Linked DNA regions of Mus musculus: regions 2 and 3 are each linked to region 1. The links are chromatin loops, found by intact Hi-C in ENCODE. Cell type or tissue: heart. All regions are shown on one strand. Each heading gives the region's core, and the rest is flanking DNA. Links, peaks and the distances in the headings are about the cores only.

Region 1 (7,864 bases), core at 1,813-5,812:
TGATGTGAGAAAGACCCTTTTGATTTTTTGGTCAAGGCAGCACAAGAGATTCCCCAAACCACATGGGCTATTTCTGTTGGTTGTGGTTACCTCCCAAAGGTTGAGCATAAGTTTATATTGCTGAAGACATCAAGCACTTTGGACCCAGAGATTGGAGGATCTGGACTCTATAGGATTTGAAAGCATCCTACTTAATGACCAACTTTTATGGTACTGCAACATAGTGTGCAAGCTTCCAAGGAAGAGAAAGAATAAATGGTCCTAATGAGCTGTGATGTCTACAAATCACAACAATAAACATCATGGTGATATATCCCCAAGGGTTTAATAGTGGTACTCTACACCCAGGTTTGTTGGTATCAACAGCTGTGTAATTGTACTTAAGTGCCATTCAACAGTTGCAAATCATTCCTGGTATTATGAATATAATCAACTAACCAAATCATGCCTGGTATTATAAATATAACCAACTACTCAGGGCTAGTGAAGACATGGATCTTGGATAAAAACATTTTACTGTCACTTTTCTAAACTAATTTCTAACTGCATTTTGAATACTTATTCTTATACCAAAAATATGTATAGTCCTTACACATATTCAAAGATACTTCTGTTTGTAAACTATGGAGACCAATACAGAAAAGAATTACACAAAATACAGGAAACAGCTGATCATATGGTACCCAGAGCCATTTGATACAGCTACAACACAACTCCTACATCTACATAAGGCTCAGGGAACATCTTTGACTAGATGGTAGAAAGAGTGTAAGATCAAGAGAGACAGGAAATTTGCTATGATATTGTGATTCCTAGAAATGATAGGGAAGCTTCACATATGATATATCAGTTATCTGGCTCCCCAAATAAGATTCAAAGAACTACAACACCAATAAGCATGCTAACATGAAAGGGGATATCTTATAGTTCTCCACCCCTGTACAAAGAACTATACGTTAACTAAAGGATGCTGAGAGCAAGAAAAAAATGTCTTTCTAGGGATAAATCCCTTAATTTATTATCCAATATAAATTGGGGCCCTGAAATCATATATATACAAGTAACAGCAAGTAGACTTAATAAGGTATATTTTTGAAATTTCTGATATACATACATATATATTATAATATATACATGTATATCACATACAACATAATATATTATAACACAAACATGGTATGTGGTGTGTATGTTTGTGTGTGTGTGTGTGCTTTAAAGACAGAGGGACTATAATTTGAGAGAGAGCAAAAGGGGGAATCATAAGAATGTTGTAAGGAGAAAAGAAAAGAGGAAATTTTAAGATTACAGATTCAATTTTTAAAAGGAATAAAACATTGAAAGGAGAAAATAATGTGTTAGTGCTAATTCAGTAATTATATCATTTATTTTTTATTAGTCATTTTATTCATTTACATTTCAAATTATATCCCCTTCTGCATCACCCACCTACAAACCTCCATCTCATCTCCCCTCTCTCCCATCCCCATTGCCTCAATGAGGGTGTTCCTCCACTCACTTACCCATTCCCACCTCACCACTCTAGCATTCCCCTATGCTGTGGCATCAAGCCTCCACAGGAAAATAGGCCTAGTCTCCCTTTGATGTCAGATTAGGCTATCCTCTGCTACTTATGTACCTGGAGCCATGTCTCCCTCCATGTATACTCTTTGGTTAGTGGTTTAGAGCCTGGGAGCTCTGGGTGGTCCAGTTAGTTGATATTGTTCTTCCTATATGGTTGCAATCCCCTACAGATCCTTCAGACCTTCCCCTAGCTATTCCACTGTGATCCCAGAGATGAGTCTGATGGTTGACTGTGAGTACCTGCATCTGTATTAGCCAGGTGATGATTAGTTTAGTTTTAGGAGAGCATGGTGGTACTTGTGAGATATATGATAGGCTGGTGGATGTAATAATCTGGAGTTACAGAAAGATGACTGGACTGTGGTCTTAAAGTGATTAGCCATTAGCTTCAGGCATTGGTTGAAGCTGAGTGAGGGGTGAGTCATCCAGAGACTCAATGTGACATAAGACTAAGAGAGGGCTAAGGATATAACTAGAACAACAATGCATATAAAGTAGACAATACAGCACAAAAGGAAAGGGTGAGGAAAAAGACAGAGATGCTAAAGAAATATAAAAGTGATATGGTATTTAGAGTTCAAGAGGCAACAGGGTGAAAAATAATGCATGGTTTAGGACAGACACATTCTGAGTAGCATTTATTGTTCTTGTCAATGAGAGTGACACTACTAAGATGCATAAAAAGAACACTAATGGGTAAATCAGAACTGAAAGATTTGAAACCCTGGCTAAAAATTTTTTTTCTAAGTTGGTTGACAAAGAAAGGAGATCAAGCTAAGAAATTGATGAGGGGGAAGCTTGCAAGAGATCAACATCAAGGAAAGCTTTACTTAATCATTTTGTAGGCTGGGCATGATGGTACATACATTTAATCCCAGGACTTAGGAGGCAAAGACAGGTGGAGCTCTGTACTTTTGAGGCCTGTCTGATCTACATAGTGAGTTCCAGGATAGCAAGGACTATGTAATGAGTCTCAAAAAGGGCATTTTGTACATTTTGATCCATTCCATAATAAGCCACCAAAGCAGACACTATTGCATATACCAGAATGATTTTGCTGAAAGGACCCTGATATAGCTGTCTCCTGTGAGGCTATGCTAGTGCCTGGCAAATACATACAAGGATGCTCACAGTCATCTATAGGATGGAACACAGGGCCCCCAGTGGAGAAGCTAGAGAAAGTACTCAAGGAGCTAAAGGGATCTGCAACCCTATAGGTGGAACAACAATATAAACTAACCAGTACCCCCAGAGCTCGTGTCTCTAGCTGCATATGTAGCAGAAGATGGCCTAGTCGGCCATCACTGGGAAGAGAGGCCCCTTGGTCTTGCAAACTGTATATGCCCCAGTACAGGGGAATGCCAGGGCGAAGAAGTGGGAGTGGGTGGGTTGGGGAGCAGGGTGGGGGGAGGATATAGGGGACTTTTGGGATAGCATTTGAAATGTAAATGAAGAAAATATCTAATAAAAATTTTAAAAAAGAAATTTTAGCTCTAAAAAAAAAGAGAATTCTCAGTATTTACAAAGCACATGGTAATGAAGTTTTCTTCCGTAAATATACTGGATTCTTCTAAGATATATTTTGCTTCTTGTAACACATGTTTAAGCTAAGACTGGGTACAGTACCATATGGGATATCATTTTTCAACTGTAAAATGAAATCCAGAATCAGAATTTGGGCTTAAATCATCAATATAAGGATTTTATAGCAGTCAATTATGGTAAGGGTTTTTTGTACTTTTTAAAAAAATTTCTAGTGTCTCATTTTGTCATTAACTTGACTGCATGATCTTGTTCAAGTAATTTAGTCTGTCTATCTCATATTCCTTTAAGTGCAAACACGTTTCATACAATTGTATTTAACATCAAAGGAGATAATGGATTTTGAGTCTTTATATCAGCATGATGTATTAAAATGTTGCCAAGGCTTACTGAACTCTTGGGGAAGCCTAGACTCATTTCCATCAGCTATTTCATTAATGCTGCTAGTAAGCCCATTTTATGGATGAGGCAGGTGTGTCAGAGACAAGCTGGGAACATTGCCTGGGATTTCAAGCTAGGAACAAGCCTAGTAAATATTACAAAGAGAGTTTGGCTCTAGAATTCTGAAAAGCAATTACAGTGTCCTATCAATGGCCCAGGGTTCTGTCTTCTAATGCAAGCACTTACCAAACAAATGCTTTGTGAAAATCTAATGAAAGGTAAAGACATTCCCTTCCCAAAAGTGCACAAATTTACATGTGTATGTGTTTATATACTGTTCTCTACACCACTGCCTAAAATCTTTGTAGTGTAGGTTATTCTGGAAACTCTGAAGAAAATAATAATAAAAGAAATAGCTCCAAAGATTAATTCCATCATTGAAAACTTGGAACACAGCCTTAAACTCTAATAAAGCAGTCCAGTTCTAGAAATTTCAGAGAAGCTGAGGCCCTCTTGTTACCCTCTATCTCCACCTGCTGGACTGCTGCTCTGTAATGACAACAGCTTTATTCTTAATGTTTACGGACATCTACTTGTCCAAAAACATGAGCTTATACTCTCCTGCGGGCTGCCAACCCAAACCAGAGGTTAAGGTCTTTGCCAATCCCCTCAATGCTGTTACTAGCAACCCTGTTATGTCTGTGGTGCAGGGTCCTTGCCACTTTAGCTTTGAATCCGAAACTGCGTCACAAGAATTTAGGAAAATAGACATAAGAATTCAGCAGAGGGCGCTGGAGTACACATTTCTCTGAGGTCCTAACCATATACTGTCAGACGTTGTGTTTTCTTCATATACAGTATATATTTCTGTAATATGCACTTCCTCAAGTTATTCATTTTACTATTAATTTTTGGGTGGATTTCAAAATCGTAAAATGGGGAGGGGCAAAAACAGAGCCCTTTGTGGCCCAGCTTAAGATATTTTCTTCTAATTCTAAGGTGTCATGCTCTTCTCTGTACTCTTTTCGATTACTTTCCAATTTAAAAACCTCAAGTTGTTATCAAAAACCTGACCATAAATCTAATCAAATTTTTGTCAGATATGAAGCATAGTCACAGTTTTATTTGTCATTTGACAGCCTTAAAGACCCCCTTGCCCATGTGAAACAAGTCAGATCATCTGTTTTACACTAATTGTTTGCACAGTCTGTTCTCTTCCTTAATGTGCTATATTCCTGCACTCTTCTAAGTAGCACACAACTCAGATAGCATGGCTCCTAGCACTAATCTAGAAGGGGTAAGATTTTAAACATTGTAACAAGCCAGGCAGTGGTGGCCCACGCCTTTAATTCTAGCATTTAGGAGGCAGAGCCAGGTGGATTTCTGAGTTCAAGGCCAGCGTGGTCTAGAGAGTGAGTTCTAGGACAGCCAGGGCTATACAGAGAAATCCTGTCTCCAAAAAACAAACAAACAAAACAAAACAAAACAAAAAAGTAACAACATTGTCAACTTTTGTTATTGATGATGTATTTGTTGTCTTTTCCCTCAGTATCTGCTATGCACTCAGAGAAAAGAAAACATGTTCAAATCTCCAGTTTCTGTAGTGCTACATGCCATTTTGTATGTACTCAGCAAATTTCTCTTATGATGTTAGAGATTGAGCCTATTGCCTTGCACATGCTCAACAAATAAATGCTCTTCCACTGAGATATTCCCACCAATTACAACTGCTTAGTTTGAGAAATACTCTCCAAGTTTCGTGGACTGATTTTGAGTTCTCTATTGCAGCCTAAGCAGGCCTTGAACTCACAATTCTCTTACTGCAACCTCCACAAAACTGGGAATACATGCATGTACCACCAGGGCTAGCATTGTTTCCTTTTCTATTTGTAGGTAATGTATAGGACAATCAAGACAATTCTTTTCTCAGAACCTTAATTAGAATAATGTTCCAGGCAAACGTGTTTGCTTTCTGTTTCTCAGCCTTTGCTCTTTTCTGTGTGCAAAACAGTCAAGTAAGAGATAAACAGAGTAAAAAAGAAACCTGGGGTAATAAGGACAGAATTAAAAGTTCCATTTAGAAGAAATGTTAAGTGGGTTTCTCTTAATCTCTTATGTAGCTATATAAACTCATGATCTTCCTGCTTCTACCTCCCACGTTCTGGGATCACACTTGCCAAACTTGTTTAAAGAATTCTCCTCCTGATTCTGCAGTAATACTACTAACCAGAAACAGTTGGGTTCATCCTGGGCGAAAGAAACTTTGTGTTCTAAGTATTTTCTGTGTACTAATGCATTTAACTATCACAGTTCTCTTTGAGTCAGTCATCTATTTACATTAAGAGACAATGAAGTAATCGACGGTTAAATAACTTGGTTAATAGCATAACTAGTTAAAATATCATACTTAGAACTAAATGTGGATAAACTGTGCCTTAAAATATATATTTCTGGGTTTTCTTGTCAATATCATGATACTATTTCATTTCTCTATTTTGTTTTGCAACGTTATAGTCTCCCTTTTTGAATTAGTTCTCTGGCAGTCTCAAATACATAAATCTTACACTTCTGTTTTTTTTCTTTTACAGTTTTAGCTTTTGTGAGACAAGTTATTATGTAGTCTAGGCTCTTGGACTCAATATGCAGCCAAAGTTGACCTTCATCTGCTGATCTTCCTGCCTGCACCTCCTAAGTACTAGGATTATAAGGATATACCATCATGCCCACTTTGAACAATGTTTTTGTTTGTTAGTTTGGGTTTTTTTTGTAACTTTGCTCTTTTTAATCAGCTTAGTTAGATAACATTTATTGGGCAGAGTGTATTTTAGAGACAGTCATTTCCATATTTACAAAATTTACTTTATTGCCTCCTTCCAGTATTCAGCCAATATATGTATGATTACATCTATTTTACTGGACTACAAGAACAATTTGAATTTAGTAAAACAACAACAAGAAACAGTGAATTCATGTAACTTCACTTCCATCCTATAGCTGGCAAAAGGAAAAGGTTGAATTAACAATAAAAAGTCTGATCCAGGAGCCATACACTTGTAGTTCATTTTCGTTTAATTTTGTTATTAACTTTCAGATTAATGCCTTCAGTTCTCCCATTGTAATACTTTCTAGCAGTGCGACTTTGGACAAGCGATTTCACCTTTCTGATCCTTAATTTTCTCACTTTTAAACATAGGCAGTCACACTGAGGCCAATACTAAGACTAAATGAGATTATTTCAGTCAAAAGCTTAAATTTTGATGTCAGGCAAACAGCATGCAAATGTAATTTATTGTTATTTTCTAAATAATATCAACCCTCTTGCCCTCTTATTTTTAAATAATATCAGCTCTCTTCCTAGATAAAGTTGGTAGGAAATCCATCTGCTTTCTTAGATAAAGAAATAAAGCAAAACAAAACAAATATATTTAAAAGCAGTCATTATTTTAAAAAAAAATCTGGAGCATTGTAGCCATCAATTGTTTCTTATGGCTGCTGTCTGACGCTTCTTGATCACCATTATCTTTCCAAATTGCCTATACCAAGATCATGCAATTCTTTGAGCTCACATTTATTTACGATGTTATACTGCCCCCTTCTGTGGACTATAAGTCATAAAATTACTATCAGTTGCCTGTTTCATACAAGGTTAATAAATGGTAGTGCTATTATTTGTTATGAAGTACAACTCTTATGTCTATAGGAATGACTTCCAATAATTACTGCAGTCATGAAGAACTCAGACAGAAGGAATGAGTGGTATTCAAGGATGCACAGACATTAGGTGACAGAACTGTGGATTTGAAAACACACCCCTATACTTTTAATTTTCAAAATTAAATTAAATTTGTATTTTTTCTTTTCATTTTTCTTTTCGTGGTTCAGAGTATGGCCCTTTATCATGACTATCACTTATTTTAATATGTCTTTCATATTGCTTTCCTTTATGCTAGAATATGGTTCCTTAATTTTATGTTGACTTCATTTTTTTTAAAGAACAATGTATTATACTTCTTGTTAGATTTTCGAAGGCTCTAAATAAAAGGAAGACAGCTATTCATTCTTTGTTGAATTGATTTCTAAAAAAGTTATTCTTTGGTAGAAATACTAAAATTAATGAAAATAAAAGTTCAGGGGAGAAAAATCATGGAACCTAATGTACAACCCCAGATAAAACATATCTCACTTTCAGTTGGTTGAATGCCTAACATGTAGCAAGCCCAACATGCAATTCCCAGGACTGCATAAACATGGAATGTTAGTGTATATAGTTAACCTCAGAACTGGGGAGGCAGAGGTAATATGACCCAAAATTTAAGAGGCTACACAGTGAATTTGGAGACACAGTGAGTTTGAAGATACC
Region 2 (7,864 bases), core at 1,344-5,343, 55 kb before region 1:
AAATTATCATCATCTATAAGAGAACAGGTCTAGAAAAACACCAAATATATATATATATATATATATATATATATATATATAGTTAATTCTAATCTAAGGCAGACTAGAGCGATCCTTGCATCTCTCATATTTATTTGTTAAGAGTCTGTCTAGTGTAAAGAATGATGATAAAACTGGCCAGTACTCTTCCCATTAAGAACCTTAGGGGAGAATATACAGGTGGAGCCCGTTTTCTAAAGGAAACGGTGAAAAACTAGCCTCTGGTTCACAGGCTTCAGCTCTGAATAAGGACTTCACTGCAGGGAATAGATCAGGCAGCCATCTATGTAAAGAAAGGCTATATGGCCTTGCGGAGGTTTTTACACGGAGTTACTCTTTGTTTTTCTCTTGGGTCTAGTTATTTTTCTCCCTGGTTTCTCTTACTGAAAGATTTCAAAGACATAATAACTGGTACAGGACAATTAAATGATTATCTTCCTCTCTAGTGTCAGAATTAGCCTACCTGGCCATCATTTTATATACAAACAGCTGTAGAAAATGAAGAAAAAAAGTGAATTAGATGAAAAATGTGGCTTAAAGTTATGACTCAGACACATACAGACCAAACAATCTTGAGTAGGTTTCATTTTCTTTATACACTCTCTACGAAGAAATGGTGCAATTAAACAATTGAAGGAAATAATACATTATAAAGAATCTTGTCACATTATCCCATCATGGGTTTTGTTTTTGTTTTTTGTTTTGTTTTGGTGTTTTGTTTTTTTTTTTTTTTTTTTTTTTTTGCAGTGACTGCCATCTCTCTGAAGGTATTACCACTTAACTTTTGTATAATTCAAAACCTCAGACTCACATTTATTTAATATCAAGCCAGCCAAGAAATGGAAGAAACCAGCTCTTTTACCAGAGAACAAAATGTGAAGGAAATTTGGTCTCTTATTTCCAGATCTCTGAACTTTTAGAAAGGAGAGGCCAGTTGCTGTAAGTAACCCCAGCAAACTCTATTAGAACATCTGAATACAAGTCAGAGACATAATGAATGCAGCCAGACAAAGGAAAGAACTTCCAACAGGCCAGGATTCCCCCACCTGCCCACCCCAGATGATGGGTTCTTTCAGAGAACAATGAAGACTTTTCCTCTAGAAATGTACAGTCAGAGATGAGATGGATGTTTAAAGGTGAAGTCAGTTGTTGTAAAAAGAAACATATGACTCACAAAAGCCTGGTATTCATCAAGCATTGGGCTAGGTCTTTTACAGGGATTACCATTTTTAATCCTTTCAATAAGTGGGAGTTATTTCCCATTTTTCAGGAAAACAGAAGCATGAGGAAATTTTAATTTCCAGGCTTACTCATGATTCCATAGGTGGACAGAAGAAACATCTCTTTGTTGTATACAACCAGTGAATACTAATGCAGCAAGAAAATGCTGAGCACACAATGCATTTAGGATTCCAAACAGCAGGTAAGTCTACCCAAGATTTAAAAACATCTGTCTTTAACTCTACCCAGAGAGAAGGGATAAAATTAGGAGCTCTTTCAAAGTATAACCTAACCCTTAGAGAGACCCTCCATCTTTCCATTCTTAAACTCCATGCAAATCATCAACTTCCAATTTCTGAACAAAGTTTATATGACTTGATCTACACATTACGTTGTCTCCTTTCTCTTCTCATAGCCACCACGTCAGGTCCAGGGCTTTGTGTACTTTTGATTTGTCCACTTTGCATTTTTCCTACTCAAGCCCAGTTTATTCACATTTACCTGAAGTATAGATCTGACTTTTTCTTCAATTCAGCAGCAATTGGGATGTAAAGTGAATGAATGAATGAATGGGGAAAAAGAAACTCACAGCAGCTCTATGATTCTGTCTAATAAACAGAACCTCAAGCATCCAGTCTTGTGTTTTTTTCTCATCAATCTAACTTGTACTTTTCCCTAATTATACTAAAACATCCAATATAACTATTGCTCCTTTCTCAGGCTCTGTGCTCTGAGTTCCTTGCTGTCAGGCCATTACCTATGTTTTCTCTATTTAAAATGTCTTCTCTCCTTATTCCACCTGTTGAAATCCTATCTGTGCTACATAATCTATCTTAAATAATCACGGCTAACATTTATTGAGTGCTTATTTTGCACTGTGCTAAGCGTGTTCAAGTATTTTACATGGATTATTTCAGTTCATTCTCACAATAACTCGATGATGTTGGTACTATTATTAACTCAACTGCTGCTTGTAGTAAAATGAAGCTCAGAGAGGGAGAAATATTCCTTTTCTCCAAGGTCACACAGTCACTATATGGTGGAATGAGATCTGAATAGAAATACTTTTGCTCTCTAGCAGGCAAAGGTGTTAGGATTGAACCACAGTCAGCTGGGCATAATGAACACAGACCTATATGTAAAGCATTAGGAGTTAGAGGCAGGGAGGTCGGAAATTAAAATCCTCCTCAGCTAATAAGTATCATTCAATCCAGCCTTATCTACATGGGATTGTATCAGGTCCCAAAGAAACCTGAGACAAATCTTCCCTCAGTACCTCTGGTGAAAAATCAAACACTCAAAAGGTGTCCAAAAACATACAAACAAGCAAGCAAACAGACAAAAACAAGCAAACCCATATCTGTCTTTCTCTAGCTCTAGTTGATATGGTCCTTACAATGACAACTTCAGAGAGTTTTGCTTGTATGTTTAAAGCTCATCTTGTGCAGTATTGGTTGTCGTCCTACACTCAGGATGAGTCTCTTAAGGCTCCAGGGAGAACAGCCTCTATATGGCTTAGTACTTCAAACTTGGTGATAGAGGGCAAATATTCAGTATGCATCATAGGTTGGATGAAAGGTATGGTGAGTCAAGGGGGACAGAAACTTTACCTGGACAGCGAGTTCCACAATTTACTACCTCTTACTGCCCTAGATGAAATTGGCCAGCGCTGCCAAAACCTGTCAAAATGAGATCTTACAGCCTGTTTTCCCAGCCTAGTCTCTGGCAGGTCCCTTCTCCTTTCACCCTGCCAGTTCTTGCAGCTGTCTGGGCCTTGGCCAGTGTTTGGGGTGAGGCCGGATCAAAATATCACTGTCCCGGGCTCGGCTTCCAGCAGCAAGTGATCAAATGAAACTCAGTCGCACTGGTGACGAGGCTGGACTGAAAGCCCCCATACACAGTGCCAAATTGCTTTTTACACAGGCCCGGACTTGCCCAGGCACCACGTGGGTGGGCTAGTTCAGCTTTCCACAGGATGCTCTGCTTGTCCAATCTGTTCCCTCCTCCTCTCCAAGAGCTAACTCCCAGGCTCCTTCTCTTCCTTATCTCTGGATCCCAGATGCACAGGGTTGTTGGACAAGTCCGGGCATATTCCCAGCGGCCATCTGGCCCCAGTTCGAACCTGCACAGGCAGGAACTGACTACTCAAAGCTGTAGGGATAACAGCGTTTCTGACATCTAGGAGAATGCTGTCAGGGCACAAACGGATAGAATGACTGAGAGCCACAGAATCCCTTCTCCCCCCACAAGTCATGCTGACTTTGTAGCACTCTTAGAGGGACATCTGATATAGTTCTCTGGTCCTCTATTTCCGTCCCTAGGTGCCACAGGTTCCAAGTGATTTACCACACGAAGGATGTTCCCACACTTACTCTGTCAAGATCAAATGGATGGATCTTACAATGGGATTCTTTGAACAAAAGCATTCGAGTACAGAGCAGACACCCAGCCCAACAGCCGCCCCTCAGCCCCCAGATGGCATACCGCTCTCACAATAGGTGGAATCCGTTGCAACCAAGGTTCTGCTGGAGTCATTTCACTTCCACGTGTAGCAACAACAGATCAAATCCATCCTCTATTTCTTTCATGTTATGCCTATCCCCGTCCCCTCCCCTGTAAGGAATGCAGGACAGCTATTGGACCATTTTATAAGTCTGGGAGTGGTTATGCAAATAAACCCCGCCCCTGAAAGGACAGTGTGAGTCTGGCGGGTAAACACCGGCCAAGTCACAAGTCTGGCAATAGTTACTAAAGCTCCAGGAACTGAAGCTGGGTCTAGGGAGGGAAGGGCCCAAAGTTAGATCTAGCCTAATCTGTGGGGAGGAAGGGAGGAGGCAGCTAGCAAAATGCAGCTTTTTTTTTTTTTTTTAAGTTTTTAAAGTTCATGTACATGATTTAGCAGGCTTGGGGTTCCAGAGAAAGCCAAAAGTTGAAAAAGTAAGGATTCTCAGACACGAGGAGAAGCTACTTTCTGGCTCTGGCTTTGCATTTTTATATTAATACCTTCAGAAGTTTAAGAGTTTTAACAGAAAATATGAAGCTTGGGAAAGACTACTAAAAATGAAGAAAAACTGAATCCTATACTTCACTCTGAATTTAAGCCATCCTTTGACTTCGGTTGGGTCTCTGGGTCTCTTGCTACACATACCTATTATGGTACACACATACAGACACTATATATATATGCTCTTCCAACAATGACACTTTCTTAAAGTCTCACTTGACAGACAGAAGTGGGGGATGTCCTGGAACACATTGTAAATAGGAAGAAATGGAAGCTTGAGACAAGGTGTAGAGGAGAGAACCAAACAATGTGCCTTGAGAAAACTCTGGAACCTCATCTGGCCTGAGCAGTGCATGAACAGGAATTAAGAATCAAGTCTCAAAGGCTGAAAACCTTTGGAGGAAAACAGCAGAATTGGATTAGAATAATGAGTAGAATTTAGTGATATACATGTGTATTTTGAATATAAATACATACATGCATACAAATATTCATACATACATACATGAATACATACATACATTCATATACTTTGGGGTCATCTGACATTATCTCTGAGAATAAACTGAAAATTCCTAACCTACATAGCTAATTTTGTCCTGAGTAGGGACAAGGGGTGACTAATAGAAGAAGAATCTGCCTCTTCTCCCAGAGATGGCATTTTTTTCTAAAACAGGAGCTCTCTGATTTTCCTCTATCTTCTACAAACAAGAATGTCTAAGCTAACTGAGATTTGAGACTCCATTGTAGTAAAAAGAATGCTGGTTTGAGGATTAGGATACTCGACCTCATATGATGTCTCTCAGTCTTGCTTTCTGTATTTGAAATTTTAAAAGGTTTTTAGCCTTGATGGTCTTGAAATTCTAAAAGTGGTGCTTCTCACATGCCAATGTACACATATAGTCACATAGTGTTTCTGATAACACACAGATTCAAAGTTAGTATCACCAATGTAAGGCTGAGACTGGTTTTCTATCAGCATTCCCATTTGATATAGTTGCATCTGAGTTTCAGACAATGAATTTTACAACAAAAGTCTAGATGGTAGACAAAAGCAACATCAGCTGCTCATCTCTGTTACCCAGATTCTATACAATGATCAACTTGTGAAAAAGACAGGCTTGCTTGGACTCATAGTATTGGAGCTTTCAGTCCATGGATGGTTGCCCCTGTTTTGTTGTTGTTGTTTGGTCTGTGGTAATTTAGCTTATTATAAGTCAGTGGCACAAAGCTATTTACATAATGGCCAGAATTCAAAAGAGAAACCTTTCAAATGATATGGGTCTCACTCTCTTTTTCAAAAGGTAGAGTCCCACTTACCAATATAGTTCCCACTAGACCTCACTTCTTAAAAGCTCTAGTAGCACCATGGGTTACTGTCCAAGCTGTGGGCAAATGGGCCCTTGGGAGACACTTCAGATTTAAATTAAAACAAATCAATCATGTAATTTGTGCTATTTGGTCACTAACAACCATCTTTTGAGGTAAGATTTACTATACAAATTTTTTGCCAAAGTGAATCCTAGTACTCCATGATGTCTGGAAGAAACATGAAAGGAAGGTTGCAAAAAACAAAAAAAAAAAAAAAAAACTTCAGTCTTTAAGTTATTGTCATATTATTTGGAAAATATCTCTAAGCAACTCTGCCCCATCCCATAATTTGTCTAATAGTAGAATAATTGTTGATCTTCACCGAGAACTTGACAACCATTCTTTAACACATTTTATCAATTAATGTATGTATTCTAACAACTTATGAGATCAGAAATAACAGAATAATCCTTACTTTTTTTATAACCTCGCATATATTTCACTAGCATTTTCTGTCTCTAAAATTCATTCTAAATTTCATAATTCAGAACCATTACTTCAACTGTAGCTATGTGTTCTCCTTCTTTTTGTAATTTCCCAATTCTAGTCATTTATCAGCATAGCAGCCAGATTGGCCCTTTTAAAATATTAGTAAATTCAACCATTCTGTTAGTGTGCTTATTCATAGTAAAAAGCCACATGTATTGATTGTGATTTATAATACTTTATAATTTACTCAACTCCCATCTGAGAACCATCACCTACCATATATCTCTGATCTAATCTACTATTGCATTTTATCAATATGCTCAACATTTTAGTATCTTTGGTTTATTTCTCCTAATACTTGGAATGCTAAGAACTCATCTTTGGACTTGTGGTTTTACAGCTTAAACATTTCTTCAACAGCCAACATCATGGCCCTATTCCCAGTCATTATTATGACTACATCACTTCTTCTAGTTCCCCATTCAAATGTTTTCAGAAAGAGTACCAAGAATACCCTAATATAAGCTAATGGAATTGCCCCTGCATTTTGGACTCAAGTGAAAGAGCTTTTCCTCAGTACTAGCTCCAAGTACCCTAGGTAGAGTATGGCACTGAGTCAGAGTAAAGCTCTCAAATATTTTCTCTATATGGAATCTATTTGAGTCCCATGGGCAATGGAAACTGAGTTGGGTCACTTCATTTCTTTGGGCTCCCCCATCATGGAAGTTATTTCATGAGAACAAAGAGTATAATCCTAGCTTCTCTGATTATACATCATTGTTAGAACCTACCTTACATACCTAACTGGAGAATAGTCAGGTCCCGTCACCCCATGAATGTATATGGCTGAAAATAGGTTCTTCTTGGACCGCACACAGAGATGGCTCTCTAATGTCAACTTTCAGATATTCCTCATGCCACTTAGGAATATTAGTTTTACTGAATTCTCCAAGAAGCCAGACTAGCTTCTAATTCAAGGGTAAAAGATAGTTAGAGTGACTTATTATAATAAAAAAGGGGCTATTCAGTTGTTTGAAAGCTCTTTCAGTCTGTAAGATCTAAAGAGTGGAAATGAAAGCCATAGAATTGACCCTTTGGTTTCTAGTATGTCAAGCAACATCCATGACATACACAATCAGTTTCTTCTGTCTGTTATTCAGCATATGTAATATGTGTAAATAAGTTTGTCCACAGCTGTCTCACTGAATGGCTTGGGACTTCTAGATTAGAAGTCTAGGATATAAAAAAAAAAGTTACTTTTATTCATGTGATTTTTTTTTCAAACTTCAGCTAAGTTCTAGCATAGTTAATTAGTGTATTCTCTCATCCTATACCATGTTTCTTTCCATTTGCCAAAAATAACTATTTCAAGCTCATTCCTCTTAGTCAAGACTCAAATGCTACTCTAAAACACTGAACAGACTACTTCATTTTCAAGAATAAAAGAGAAGTGACCTCTCCTTCCTCAAGATCATGCTTCTATCACATGTAAGCATTTCATTTTGTCTCAAAATGATATTTCAGCATTCATTCTTATTGTCTATTTATTATTTCTCATGTATCTTTGTAATCATTTTTCCCTCAGATGCTTCTGCTTCCTTTTGTCTTTCTAGTTTAAGCTAAGATACTGCAAAGTTTTACCATAGTAATAGGTTTTATATGATCACATTTACTCTTCTTCCCTTTTTGCTGTAGCTTTGGTTTGTTGAGAGAGTGTCTTTTTTTATTTTTACGTATAGAAATTCATTCATTCATTCATTCATATAAAACAAATAGCTACTAACAATTTTGTGATAATAG
Region 3 (7,864 bases), core at 1,344-5,343, 360 kb before region 1:
GTTACTTCTAAACTCTTTGGTAGGAAATATGTTATAAAAGAAATACAAAATGGGATTTTTGCACTACCTGAAAAAAAAACTGAGCTTTATAGAAATCCAGAGAATTTGCATATTACTGAGTGAAAATCAGATGTGAAAAGATTAAGGGCACCTCTGTTTTACTCACAGAGACTCAGTGAGTCATTGCATCGAAGAGCTCTCTGATTACTTATATATTCCTTTGAGAAAATTCAGAAGAGAGATCATGGAGGAAATGAGGAATCCAATCTGTGAATTAAAAGTACAGTGTGAGGCGATTTTCTCTACCTGTACACACACACACACACACACACACACACACACACACACACACACACACAGAGAGAGAGAGAGAGAGAGAGAGAGAGAGAGAGAGAGAGAGAGAGCCCAAAATGAGGGCAGAAAAGAATTTTCTAGAAATAAAATAGCTGAACCACAAGTGGTTCGAATAATGTTTTCTAAAGTGACCTGGGAATTTTATGCCAGGAAACTCCTGTTTCTATCTTCTCATCTTCCTTTTATTTTCCCCCTCTGCTTTCCTTCTCCTAAGGGGGAAAAATGGATCCGTGGAAAATACTCACCACAATGGTTTTGCAAAAGCTCATGCATAGTTCTTATGTCACATACGTTGTTTGGCACCACCCTAAGTATACTCTAAGGCAGCTTTCTAAAGATGCCTTTTCCCTAACTGTTTCATTTTCTCATTCACCTGCCACCTTCCGCCTCCAGATTCCAAGCCTCTGCAGTTCGCGAAAGCTCCATCCTGTTCGCTTGGTTATGGCTTCATGGAGGTTTTTTGTTGTTGTTGTTGTTTTGTTTTTGGTTTTTTTTCTTAAATCTAACTACCAAGTTACCTTGCATAGGTGGGTAACAGGAAATTTGGAATGAAAGAACATGAGCAGAGAGGTGTATGTTAATTACATTCTGGTTGATATACTGAGAGTATTTAGATGAGTGAGTTTTTTTTTTTAATTTTTTATTTATTTTTTATTTTTTAAAAACAGTAATGTACCCCATCCGCAGCAACCAACCCCGAAACTTAGATGCACCATCTGGTCTAGCCCCCAAAGTGTCCGTGTCTTAACAGTGAAGACGAGAGCCTCAGTTACACAGTAGGAGTGTGGAAAAAATCAACTAGCTCTGATTTATCTGCAAAGGCCACCTGTGCCCCCCTCATTTCCCCCACCCTGTGTGTTGCGGACCTAGACAGCATCTCGTGGTACAGGCAAAGTCTCGCGCAAAGCTCTGCCAGTCCTCGCGGGGCCCCGCCCCCTATTGCTTAGGGTCACTACCCAGTCCCACTGACGCGGGGGAGTGCGCACGACTCTGCCTGCGGCAGTTGGCTGTGGTGCGCAGAGCCAGAGACACCTCAGGCTCTGAAGTGGGCACAGACCTGGACGGACAGGCCAGGCGGCTAGGCGGCTAGTCCGCTAGTCCGTCTTCAGCTCTCTTCTGCCTGACCAGCAGACTGAGGCTGGTAGACTCCTGGATTTCCAGTCCGTCTCCGGATTCTAAGGTAAGTCTCTCTCTCTCTCTCTCTCTCTCTCTCTCTCTCTCTCTCTCTCTCTCTCTCTCTCTCTCATTCATAGGAAAGGCTGGAGATATGTGGGGTTGAGCTGCTGTCCCTGCAACTGACAACAGGTAAACAGGGAAATGGGTAGATCAAGTCAGACTGCCCATGAAATAGAAAGGTTTGGGGACATGGAAGCCCCAAGTCCACCAGGTGCCCACACCCCAGATTCCTCATCCTGTATTTTTTTGCAGGATGCATTTATTCCACAGGTTATCTGCAAGCGCAAAATGCAGAATTCTTAAGAGCTCTGGGTGAATCCCTAGAAATTCCCTCCTGTTTTATCTATTCTTATCATCAGGGATCCTGGCACTCCTGAAAAGTGAGAATATCTGCTCCAAAGCCTGTTTGAAAGCGCTCCTTTATATTTACTACATCCCACCCCATTCTCAGGCTTCTAGGTGTTTTAGCCCCCACACTGTCGCACTTCTATAATGAGAAAATGCTGTTTTTGTTTTTGTTGTTGTTGTTGTTGTTACTGTGGTGGTGGTGGTGGAGGAGGGGGTGATGGTAGTGGTGATTTCTTGCGCGTCAAAGTACAAACAAACTGTAAGCTTGACCTCACGACTTGGAAAGCCAGCTGCTAGTTTTAGAGATTCAGGGTATGCATTCCATTCCCAGACCCCCTCACACTCCTCCCTATCTTGCTCTCCGGGGAGAAAGTGGGCTGCAAAGGGCTATGTCTCTCGTCCCACAGGAACCCTTCCCCGCTGGAATCATTTGCTTCATAACTGGGGAGGGGACGCCAGCCTAAGGTAGAGAGGAATCAGTGTTCGTCAGCCTTTTTACCAGCAAGGCAGTAAAGAACAAATCTCTGTAATTAGAACTCTAGGATCTCAGTCTCCAGGGTGTTGCTGGAGGTTGAGGGGTGGTCACCAATAGCAACCACCCTCGCAAGGCTGAGGTCTCAAGATGACGTGTTTCCTTAAAGCACCGCCCTCCTAAAATTTGGGGAAGGGGCTATGAATGAAATTACATATTCCTCTCCACTGCCCCCTTCTGACCGTTTGACTAAAAGGAAGTCTTGCTGGAGAGTAGTTTTGAGTTTTTAATCCCTTCCCCAATTGATGGTTTAGAAAATTCCAGAAACGGCTTGGAGCTCCCTCCCCCTCCCCTCATATTCCCTTGCAACAAAGGGAGGGGCAGAAGCTCAAACCTTAAGGCTCAAAACCTGGCTTATTTAGATGCTATGTTGAGTCACCCCTTGCTCAGAGCCATGCACTACATACAGCCTGACAGCCCCAAGTCAGAAGAGCAATTTCGGAACTCTATATGGTCAAAATGGATCCCAAAGGATAGTGTAAGGATTCTCCTTGTTTTCCCCATAGCACAAACATTTTTGAGACAGGCTAACACTATACATCTCCACTTGGAACTGGTTATTACAGCCCAGGCTGTCCTCAAACCTGTGATTCTTCTGCATTACCAGTTCAGGAATAACAAGTGTGTGTGGTGGTGGGGGGGGGGGAGGCTGATTAAAATATTTGTGATGCAATTGTGGAGTGTTTAGGATGGAACCCAGTTTTTCAGGCATCCTAAGTGTCACTCAGCTACATCCAAAATTTTCCATAATAGATTTTGTGATATGGAGAAGGAGCTAGAAAGAGGTGGGAAGAAGAGAAAAAAAAAAAAAAAGAAAATCTGTGACTCCTCCCCATTATAGCCAATATCACAAACAGCACTACATTATCTGTTCTACACAAACATATACAAGACACACTCAGAAAAAAAAAAACATGCTATACAAGTGCATGCACAGCAGAGAAACTTATCACATAATTACATAGCATGCAAACATACCACCAAACACACACTCAGGTCTTGTTTAGAAAATGCACACTATAAAAGTCTTCGTTATGGCAATATAATCATGCTACATATGAGTTTACATAAGCAACAGAACATAACTTTCTAAATTAAATCAGTTATACAAAACATATAAAAAACAAATATCAATGTACAACCCCCTATGGACATGAACTAAAAACAAAACCACACACACAAAAAAACACCCACCCACCCCCATACACACTGGAAAAATGTCATTTTCTCTCTTTTAACTGGAACTTATTCACTTAAAAACAACAATGAAGATTGATTCAAACAGAAGGAAACATGGAGAATTTTCTACCATGAAGAAGTTGTTTGAATAGTATACATATTCATTCATTCATTCATACTAATTTAATCTTCTGCATCAGCTTATGAAGCATAGAGCATCTCCATTAGATTATTAGAGAAACCAAGGAAAAATAACTTTTAAGTGTGTAGTTTTATTTTTGGTTAACACAATGAGTATGCATATTTGTGGTATGTATTATTACATTTTGACAAATGATTGCAGTGAGAAAGAATTGGACTGTGTGGTATTGGAATAGATTTCACCTCACAAATTTACCATTTCTTTATGTTGAAAACATTTTGAGGGTTGTTTTAAAATTTAGAAATATGCGATGAAATTTGTCAGTCAGTTATTTGCACAGCCATACTGTTATTTAGTGACAAGGGTAGTATGAAAATGAGAACAAAAGTCTTGCTTTTAAGTTTACAGTCTCTGACATCCTACCCTTTTACATGTTTGCAAACATACTCATTACTTCCCTCGTCCTTTAATAAATAGGTGATAGCCTCTACAGTTAGAGTCTAACCACCTATTTAGAAGTACATTTCTTCTTACTTGATCATTTTATTTATATAAAATTCTCCACAAAGCAAGGTATAAAGGTTAGACTTCCATAATCCTATAACTCTATGGAAATAATACAGTATACCTATCCTGATAGACCTCTATAACCCAAGACTAAGCATTAATTACTAAACAATTAATTAATGGAATATCTATTAGAAGGCAGCGACTGTTACAGGCAGTATTTATATAATATCATGGTAAGAATACAAGCTGGTACAGTTATCATTCTGCATGTGTGATATAATTGGCTTCACAGGATTCTATCATATCAAAATGGGCTGATTAGCAAGCCTGCTAGCTCCTAATAAAAACTAAAAGTGGAGACCTGGCTCCTGGCTTTTATGTTGGACCCAATGTTCTATACAATGCTAATGTGCTTGATTCTTCCCATTTTAGGTGGAACCAGGAGTTTCTGTTTGCAAGGATTTGGAAAAGGACTTCAGTTTCTATATCCTTTATGGTCCCTTGAGACCTGCTTAATTTTCCCCAAACAAAAATGAACACTTCCTTCAAGGGAGTGTCTCCTTTCCTGTCACAAATGGAAAGTGCCATTGATTGGCTCGGAGAAAATATCAGTTGGGTTCCATCAATAGAGGATCAAAGCTGCAATCACACAACCCAGAATGGAACCAATATCTCCAGTGCAGAATGGGGAGGGCCAACAGGATCAGTCAGGAGATGGCTGGGGGGCAATCCCCACATCATGGCAAAGATTGTGCTGACATTTGCATACGCTGTCATCATAGTGATATCTCTCTTTGGCAACTCCCTGGTATGCCAAGTTTTTGTCAAGCACAAGGAAATCAAGAAATCAACAGGCCTTCTCATCTTCAATCTGGCAATATCTGACATTTTGATAATCCTGCTCAACAGTCCATTTGCTCTGGTGAGTGATTTATATAGAGTTGGTTTCAACACTTAAGAAAGAAGCTGCTCCATTTAGGGGTGGGTGATGGAACTTAGAAAACAAACAGGAATATGCATGCCCGGGGCCTTTATTCTAGCCTCTGGCTTCTCTGTAATGCTTAAGAGCAATATTTTAATAATTAACCTATTCTCCTTCCTTGTTTTATTGATTTCTTACCCTAGGCTCGTTTTCTGAGTGGACAGTGGGTTTTCGGTAGGATCATGTGCCATGTCAGTCGGTTTGCCCAGTACTGCTCCCTCCATGTTTCAACTCTTACACTGATGGCAGTTGCTATGGACCGGCACCGGGTAAGACAACTTGAGGACAGTTCTGAATAAAAGTGCAGGAAGTGAGAAATGGCCAGGAAGTTTAGACATCTTATAGAAATCTACAGGGTAGAAACATCTTTGAGAATAGAATGTTTTCAGAAAATTTTCCCCCACTGTCATACATACTCTTACAACTGGAGACCATTTAGAATTTCAGAGATTTGAGATTATATATGTGTGTTTTATGCCTTCTCTCTTTTCCCCCGAAACTACTTTAATACATCTGGGCTTATATTGGAATAAGATAAATTAATAGTACAAGTAAATCCTGTAATCCAAGCAGAAAATTATTAACTTGTGTTTGATTATGCAAACAAGCTGACCTGGACTGATTCAGGAAGGCTGTTGCTTCTCTTTTGTAGGTAATTCTGCACCCAATGAAACCAAGGCTAACCCACTCCCAATGCCTATTTGTTGTTGCCATGATCTGGAGTATTGCAGTGTTCCTTGCTCTGCCTCATGCGATTTACCAAAATCTGTTCACTCTCGTCAACATGTAAGTCAGACATAATGGATAATTTCACCTTTTTCTTTCTAGAGATTCCCAGGAAGTTCACATTTGTAATGGTCTTAACTTCTCTTTCATCACTTCCCCGTTTTTCTGAATAGAAGATATGGTACCATTTTCTAATTCCAATGTGTTAGTTAAGCCAAGAGGATGGACAGTCAAGATAACTGGCAATGAAGCATCTGGTTGTCTTCAGTTTATCCTATATCTAGACTATACCTGCAAGAGATAACATTTTAGTTAACCCCCTTAATTTTAAAATTTAAGAAATTGAGACCTAAAGCTTCAAGGGTCTGGGATTTTATATGGACATATTCTGCAAAGTAGCTACTAGACGTGTTCAGGTGTTCATTCAGCTAATCTTGTTATCTTAATTTCTATTCTTTCCTCCAGGGATGGTGATACCAGGAGCTACTGCCTCCCTTCTTTTCCTGGACCCAGCATACTGGTTTCAAAGTATGTGGACCTCGGGACATTTATCTTGTTGTATATCCTGCCACTTCTGGTGATTGTTGTAACCTACTCTCACCTAGGAAAGAGGTTGTGGATTCAAAATGCTATTGGTGATGCATCTGCTCGTCAACTCATGGCACACTACCAGAAGCGCAAGAAGAGCATCCGGATGTTGATACTTATTGTATTGGTCTTTGCAGTTTGTTGGTTTCCACTTAACTTCTATGTGGTTCTTATTTCCAGTGCAGGTGTAGAAAATGACAGTGTGCTTTTCTATGCCTTTCACTGGTTTGCAATGAGCAGCACCTGCTACAATCCTTTCATATACTGTTGGCTCAACAGGAGCTTCCGTGCCAAACTAAGATCTATATCATCTTTCAGGATGCAATCACTGTTTGTGTGTAGTAACTCCCAGGTTCAGCAAATAAAACCACAGGAGAGTCATGAGCTTAGGGAGCTCCAGACATCTTCACTGCTACGAGTTCCCCTGGCTGTCCCAGAGCCCCAGGTTTTTGAAGATCCCAGTTTGGCTACAGGGGATAATTCCCAGGTCTCTGTCCAAGGAGAATGGGAAGATCCAGATCCCACTCTAGATGAAGAACCAGGGCCTTCAACTCGGGATACTTACTTTTGTATCCACATGCAGACTAGCAGTCACTAAGTTGGGCAACCACCTGATCCACTGGAATCTTACTTAATGAGTACCTTGGCACAGACAATTCAGTCAGAGATGGGACAACCTTTAACTTAGATGCTGAGGACCGTGTTTCAATATCATGTGCAGCCTCACAAATCCATTTATGGTCTTGATTTGTAGGTCTGGCAGCAGAGCTCTAATTGATTAATCTGCTGTGCCATACTCGAGAAAACTGACTGTGCCATACCCTGAAGGAATTTGTTGACTCACGTACCTTACTTACTTCGCAGATGTATTTATGAAAGCTAGATTTCCTGAATAAGATTCTTTTGTTGCCTCCAGTTTTGACATGTGATTATCACTAGTAGAGAAAATAAGATGGAGGAACCGTGGTTGAAAGATATCAGTGTAAAAGAGTCACTAGGAAGACTACGTGGTAGCCCCTCTCTGCCAATAGGTACACCTTCCTTTGCTTCACTGCCCTTGTGCACCGACTTGGTGCTGTTATATGACTACTTTCTGCATCAACTTAGTCTGAGGCTAATAATCATGTTAAGGAACAAGAAATACTGGTGAATGACTCTGAACTTCTATTTCCCCATCTTTGTAAATGTGACTGTAAAACTCAGTCTGTACAGATATTTGACTTTAGACTGATTTCCCCAGCTTCAGATAGCTCATCTTGTGTATAAACTGTAGACTTTATCTGGAGGAACTACTTGATATTTGTACTAGCTAATTTAACTAGTGTAT

Evidence for each region. Peaks named below come from ENCODE experiments on the same cell type or tissue, not always from the same donor. Only the 100,000 strongest peaks of a DNase experiment are listed, where the experiment ranks them.
Region 2: a loop joins it to region 1, with 10 times the contacts of the local background. A loop is called at or near these places in 3 of 42 quality-filtered maps.
Region 3: a loop joins it to region 1, with 2.7 times the contacts of the local background. A loop is called at or near these places in 4 of 42 quality-filtered maps.

What each region holds. Positions count from the first base shown.
Region 1 is chrX:97,427,424-97,435,287 of GRCm38, forward strand. No RefSeq gene overlaps it. Among named protein-coding and RNA genes, the nearest start is that of Eda2r, 54 kb to the left of the region's middle. In heart, for the core only: a CTCF peak has its summit at 4,171; no DNase peak of the experiment used is centred there; H3K4me3 peaks cover 356 bases.
Region 2 is chrX:97,373,357-97,381,220 of GRCm38, forward strand. Eda2r (ectodysplasin A2 receptor) reads right to left here and starts at 3,853. Exons shown (of 7, transcript NM_001161433.1): 1 at 3,745-3,853. In heart, for the core only: no CTCF peak of the experiment used is centred there; DNase peaks (open chromatin) are centred at 3,175 and 4,015; H3K4me3 peaks cover 889 bases; H3K27ac peaks cover 803 bases.
Region 3 is chrX:97,071,241-97,079,104 of GRCm38, forward strand. It overlaps Pgr15l (G protein-coupled receptor 15-like), which reads left to right and starts at 1,356. Exons shown (of 5, transcript NM_001033361.3): 1 at 1,356-1,534; 2 at 4,674-5,163; 3 at 5,367-5,492; 4 at 5,876-6,009; 5 at 6,415-7,864. The coding sequence starts at 4,774. The coding sequence ends at 7,135. In heart, for the core only: no CTCF peak of the experiment used is centred there; no DNase peak of the experiment used is centred there; H3K4me3 peaks cover 222 bases; H3K27me3 peaks cover 1,031 bases.